Linked DNA regions of Homo sapiens: region 2 is linked to region 1. A link is a loop called in an ENCODE intact Hi-C map of the cell type or tissue named here. Cell type or tissue: PC-9. All regions are shown on one strand. Each heading gives the region's core, and the rest is flanking DNA. Links, peaks and the distances in the headings are about the cores only.

Region 1 (2,919 bases), core at 100-2,599:
GTGCAGGCACAAGCTAAAGCGTCTATGTATTGACTTGGGTTTACATGGCTGCCAGAGGCAACTGGCACCGTCCACCACTTCAGGAGTGGCTGCCACTCTGTATTTGTTATGACTACGGTTTTCCAGCTACTGTCTGCTGTTGACCTCCCAATGTGACAGCTAACCAATGCAACAAACTAAGTAGGCTAATTAATGGCAGCGAGAGAAGTCTCCCTGCCCCACCTGTGTTATACAACTGCACTGGATGGTGGTGATCTGCTCTTTTCAAAAGCAGCTAGAAGTAAAGACCCATGTGTTCACTTGCCTCGTACTGACAGCAGTGGAACCCAGTGAGGGACAGTACTTTTCTCCCTCACTCCATGAATGACCCTACAATGAATTATTTTTCCCCTAAAGCAAGGGAGAAAGAGTATAGATTTTAAAAGGGTATGTGACCCTTATTTTTCTATCTTAGGAAAACAGTAGCCAAACCACCTAGTCACTTGTGTACATATTTACATTTATTTACAAAAGTATCTACATCATCAGTAAAAACAATTTACTGACAAAAAAAGCAAGCACCTAGTCATATAATAAGTTGATGACAGCCAAAACTAATGCTTGTTCTTTGTTAGTGGGTATTTCTTCTTAAAGCAGCTGCTTCAAGTTACATTTCCAACAGTTGTTCAAAAATTGTAATACTCAAATGAGAAATCAGATGGCTTTTTAGTTTTTAAAATAATTTAGTTATGCTGTTGTCTTCATCTTCTGTTACCAATCAATTGGAGCTACAAAAAAAAATCATATTATTAACTTGTAAAATGCAGTAAATCTGGGCTGCAGACCAGGAGTCTTAATTACCCTCCTATTCTAAAGTGAATAGCCCTTTTGTAATAAACTCATCAAAGCCAAGGGAGCTAGGGAGCAGGGATGGAGGAAGAACTGCCTTGAGTGCTCTTGGGATAGTAGTCTGAGTAACACTTGAAGAACAGCCTTCAGGATGCTGCACTCAATAGCAGCCCCAAGGCTCCTCCCGCTTACTCTCTGAGTATAACTGAAAGATTGAACAACAGAGCTGAGACTGTTAGACCCACATGTAAACTGTCACCCATTTGTAACAGCTACTTCCTTCTTTGCTACATGAAACTCCTGGGGATGGTTTTCTTCCTACCTCAAACTTACCTTCCTGTTTAGTCACCTCTGTGGCAACGACAGAACAATCTCTGGCTGTCTTGGAGTAAATCAGCCGAAAAACAAAACCGCATCCTTGAGCAAGCCCTCAAACCGAGTCCATTTCCCGGCCTCCTCCCCCGTGGTCTGCGTATTTCCACAGAGCTCAAAATCAGACCAGGCCAGAGCTCCCCAAACATTTGTATCTCATTGGTAACAAGAATTCATGAGAAATTAGTGCTGTGGTCACAGGGGTGAGGTAAAGGACAGCAAACTAGAAGTTTCCCTCCTTGGGAGCCTCACAGAACATGAAATGGGTGCTGTGACTTTCTGAGGGGGATAAAGTGGGAAATGTTTGTAAACCAGGTTGGCAGGCACAGGATTCTTGTTGGGGCAGCTTTTTGCCGGTCTCTGCTTCCCTGCCCTCTCCCAGCAGTCTCCTCACCCACTACAAGGAATCAAGCCTGCTTCTCCAGCTTGGCTCCTGCCTGAGATCCCACCTGTAAATCTTTCTTCTCGGAGAAATAGGACTCCCTGCTTCCTTTTTAATTTGGCTAACTTTGTGATCTGTTTTCTAGACACTTACACAAAAAATACCAGGGCACTCAGAAATTGCCTACGTTGAACTGCCTGGGTGAGAAGTGTGGCGTGGCCATTTCCCGTCAGATGTCTGCTATCTACTCATCTGTCCTCTGTTGTTCCTAATTGGGTTTAGTTCTTCCTGCTCCTGCCCTCGCGCAGCTGGGGAAATATTGCATTTGTTCCTACTTATGCTTGCCCCTTTCTCATCTCCTCCCCCGATCTCCTCCATCTCCACCATATACAGAACCTTTTAACATTTTAATTTAACTTAATTTTTTTGATGCCCAGGCTGGTCTCTTAACTCCTGGGCTCAAGAAATCCTCCCACTAACTCCTAAACTCAAGCGATCCTCGCACCTCAGCCTCCCAAGTAGCTGAGACTACAGGTGTGTGCTACCATACCCAGCTTCATAACCCTTTAGTAACTGAGCTTAGAGAATTCCCCCTGCTGCCACAATGGGTTCTTTAAATTTAAAAATAATTATTAAATAGGCAGTAAACACACATGATGCAGAACTTGAATAGTAAATAAAAATATACCAAGAAAAGTAAGCTCCTCTCTCAATCTCAGCCCCAAATACTCAGGTCTCTCCCTAGAATGCCACCTTAGAGAGGTCAGTGTTACCTTTCTAGACTCATCATTCCAAAGCAGTGCTTTTCATGCAAAATGTTCCTGCTCAAGAACCTATAATGGCTGCTTATTTCCATATCACTCCATTCTAAGGACCTCCTTGCAAATATTCAGTGTCTTTTGCCTCTACTTCAACTCGATGCCAGGCAGGTCAATCTTACTATCAAATAAATCACAACAGATTTAATTCCCTCTCATGTATTTGCCTCCGCTGTTTATCCCACCTGGAATGCCTTTTCTACTCCACTCTTGTTCTGAAAATGTAGGTCACATCCTACCCCCTCCAAAGCTTTTCTGATTATTCTGGCCTCTCCAATTCCTCTGCGTTGGTTGCTCAGCCCTTACCCTCATATCACACATTCTGCCTATCACCTGTGCTTCCTGCCTAAGTCCTTCTAAGAGTTTCGTATGCTCATGTGCATCCATTCTCTCTCCCTGGTGTGGCCACAAGCTTCTTGTGGGAGGAGCCCTATTATATGCTTTCTCTGAATCCCACACAATGTCTAGCCTCGCTGGGTACTCTGACCCCCACCCTATCAGCTAGCACAGTGCCTGGTA
Region 2 (2,919 bases), core at 313-2,812, 540 kb after region 1:
GAACTAGCAATTCCACTCACAGGTTTATCTGCCCAAGAGAAATGAGAACAAATGTTCATATAAAGACTTTAACGTTAGGCCGGGTGCGGTGGCTCATGCCTGTAATCCCAGTACTTAGGGAGGCTGAGGCAGATAGATTACCTGAGGTCAGGAGTTTGAGACCAGCTTGGCCAACATGGTGAAACCCTGTCCCTACTAAAAATATAAAAATTAGCTTACGTGGTGGCTCGAGCCTATAATCCCAGCTACTCGGGAGGCTGAGGCAGGAGAATTGCTTGAACCTGGGAGCTGGAGGTTGCAGTGAGCCAAGATCATGCCACTGCACTCCAGCTTGGGTGACAGAGCAAGACTCCATCTCAAAAACAACAACAACAAAAAACAAAAAAACAAAAACAAAAACAATAAAACAGACTTTAACATTAATGTTCATAGCAATATTATTCCTAATAATTCCAAAGGGAAAATGATCCAAATGTCCACCAACTGGTGAATGAACACAATGGAATATTACTCAGCAATAAAAAGGAGTGAAATACTGATACATGTGCAACATGGGTAAACCTCACAAGCATTATGTAAGTGAAAGAAGACAGAGGCAAGAGACTACATATTACATGACTCCATTATATGAAATGTCCAGAAAAGGCAAACTTATAAAGACAGAAAGCATATCAGAGGTTGCCTTGGGACTAGCTGGGGGTGGCAGTTGGGATTGACTGCACACAGCTTTGAGGAAAGTTTTTGAGTGATAGAAATGTTTTAAAACTGGATTCTGGTGGTGATGGCACAACTTTATAAATTTACTTAAACAATGAATTGTGGGCCAGGTGTGATGGCTCATGCCTGTAATCCCAGCACTTTGGGAGGCCGAGGCGGGTGGATCACCTGAGTTCAGGAGTTCGAGACCAGCCTGGCCAACAGGGTGAAACCCCATCTCTACTAAAAATACAAAAATTGGCCAGGCGTGGTGGCGGGCACCTGTAATCCCAGCTACTCGGGAGGCTGAGGCAGGAGAGTCACTTGAACCCAGGAGGCAGAGGTTACAGTGAGCCAAGATCATGCCACTGTACTCCAGCCTGGCAACAGAGTGAGACTCTGTCTCAAAAAAAAAAAAAAAAGAATTGTGGCCGGGCGCGATGGCTCAAGCCTGTAATCCCAGCACTTTGGGGGGTCGAGGCGAGTGGATCACCTGAGTTCAGGAGTTCAAGACCAGCCTGGACAACATGGTGAAACCCCATCTCTACTAAAAATACAAAAATTAGCTGAGCGTGGTGGCACAAGCCTATAATCCCAGCTACTCAGGAGGCTGAGGCAGGAGAATCACTTGAACCCAGGAGGCGGAGGTTGCAGTGAGCCAAGATCCTACCATTGCACTCCACTCCAGCCTGGGTAACAGACAAGACTCCAACTGAAAAAAATACCTGTACATTTACCAAAAAAAAAAAAAAAAAAAAAGAAGAAGATAAAGAGCCTGCATTGAACCACTTTTGGAATAATATTTTAAGAACAGTGAAATTTGGAATCTAGTACTGAAAAAATATTGGTATAACAAAATAATTTGTAAAGTCTCTTGGCTTTACAAATTATAACCACATTTGTTCTCACTATAGTATCATCCTGATCGAGCCTATGTCAAAGGACAAGTTGAAAACAGTCATATGTTTGAAAGGCACAAAATGAAATGAAATGAAATTGAATTACCATTATATATCTTCAAACAAAAAGAATGAAACAGAGGAGGGTGGGCCTCAGTTTGGTTTTTATGTTACTAGGCTGCTACCTAGTGGTCATTTATAAAATGGCAGGACTTGGGTTTTTGGTTTTTGTCTTGGATTTGTTGAGCCATGTCTCTACACCACAGCAAATACCTAAACACTTACCGATGTGTGGGTTAAATATCTGAATGCATTGCTGAATAATTTATGCTTTATAAAAATACTATAGGCTGGGCGCAGTGGCTCAGGCCTGTAATCCCAGCACTTTGGGAGGCCGAGGCAGGTGGATCACCTGAGGTCTCAGGAGTTCGAGACCAGCCTGGCCAACATGGCGAAACCCCATCTCTACTAAAAATACACAAAATTGCTGGGCGTGGTGGTGGGTGCCTGTAATCCCAGCTACTTGGGAGGCTGAGGCAGGAGAATTGCTTAAACCTGGGAAGTGGAGGTTGCAGTGAGCCGAGATCACGCCACTGCACTCCAGCCTGGGCGACAGAGCGAGACTCCGTCTCAAAAAAAAAAAGAAGAAGAAGAAGAAGAAAAAATACTATAGTGGCAAGAACTGGATTGAAAGTTCTGAAAAATGGCCTTTAGTCCCTGATTGGCTGCTGTCAGCTTTGTGACTTTGAGCCAGGTCAAAATTAATCCATGGGGACTATCCGGTTCCAAAGTTTTAGGAGCAGCTCTGTAAGGTAAGTTGGCCTTGGGGCCACCTCCTTAACTGCTCTAAACTTTAGTATCTTCATCTTAAAAATGGGGATAAAAAATCCCATCCCTAGGCTAGTTGTGACAATTAAATGTGACAATGCATATAAAAGTACTATCTCAGAACACACCTCAGGAAAAGTTAGAATATGACTTTCCCTCTCAGAATGTGCCTAATAGGGAACAATCTTTTATCTGCCAATTAAAATTACTCCTTCCCATCCTATCCCAAAGCAACAAGCAAAAACACCAGAAGTTCAGAAAAGTAAATATGATTCTTAGAATGATCTGCTCATTTGAAACATAAATTTGAACAATTTAATTTAAAAAATAATCAATAAAGCATAGCCGCTAGAATTTTACAAATCACTTGAAACTTGGAATTGCTGATTATTTTAAAACAATAAGGTAGTGACCGAGATGTCAAAAGGTGAATGTTCTAGCTCATCCTCTCACCACTGGTATCTTATGGAGGTCTGACATGTTTAATGTATGCCAG

What was found. A loop is a pair of places that touch in the nucleus more often than their neighbours do. Peaks named below come from ENCODE experiments on the same cell type or tissue, not always from the same donor. Only the 100,000 strongest peaks of a DNase experiment are listed, where the experiment ranks them.
Region 2: a loop joins it to region 1, with 8 times the contacts of the local background. A loop is called at or near these places in 8 of 110 quality-filtered maps.

What each region holds. Positions count from the first base shown.
Region 1 is chr1:116,514,056-116,516,974 of GRCh38, forward strand. It overlaps CD58 (CD58 molecule), which reads right to left. Exons shown (of 6, transcript NM_001779.3): 6 at 479-767. The coding sequence ends at 758. Among named protein-coding and RNA genes, the nearest start is that of LINC01762, 37 kb to the left of the region's middle. In PC-9, for the core only: no CTCF peak of the experiment used is centred there; DNase peaks (open chromatin) are centred at 146 and 1,196; H3K4me3 peaks cover 1,451 bases; H3K27ac peaks cover 2,500 bases.
Region 2 is chr1:117,053,750-117,056,668 of GRCh38, forward strand. The region is part of intron 1 of CD101-AS1 (CD101 antisense RNA 1); the gene reads right to left. Among named protein-coding and RNA genes, the nearest start is that of CD101-AS1, 4.3 kb to the right of the region's middle. In PC-9, for the core only: a CTCF peak has its summit at 1,783 (motif pointing left); a DNase peak (open chromatin) is centred at 1,792.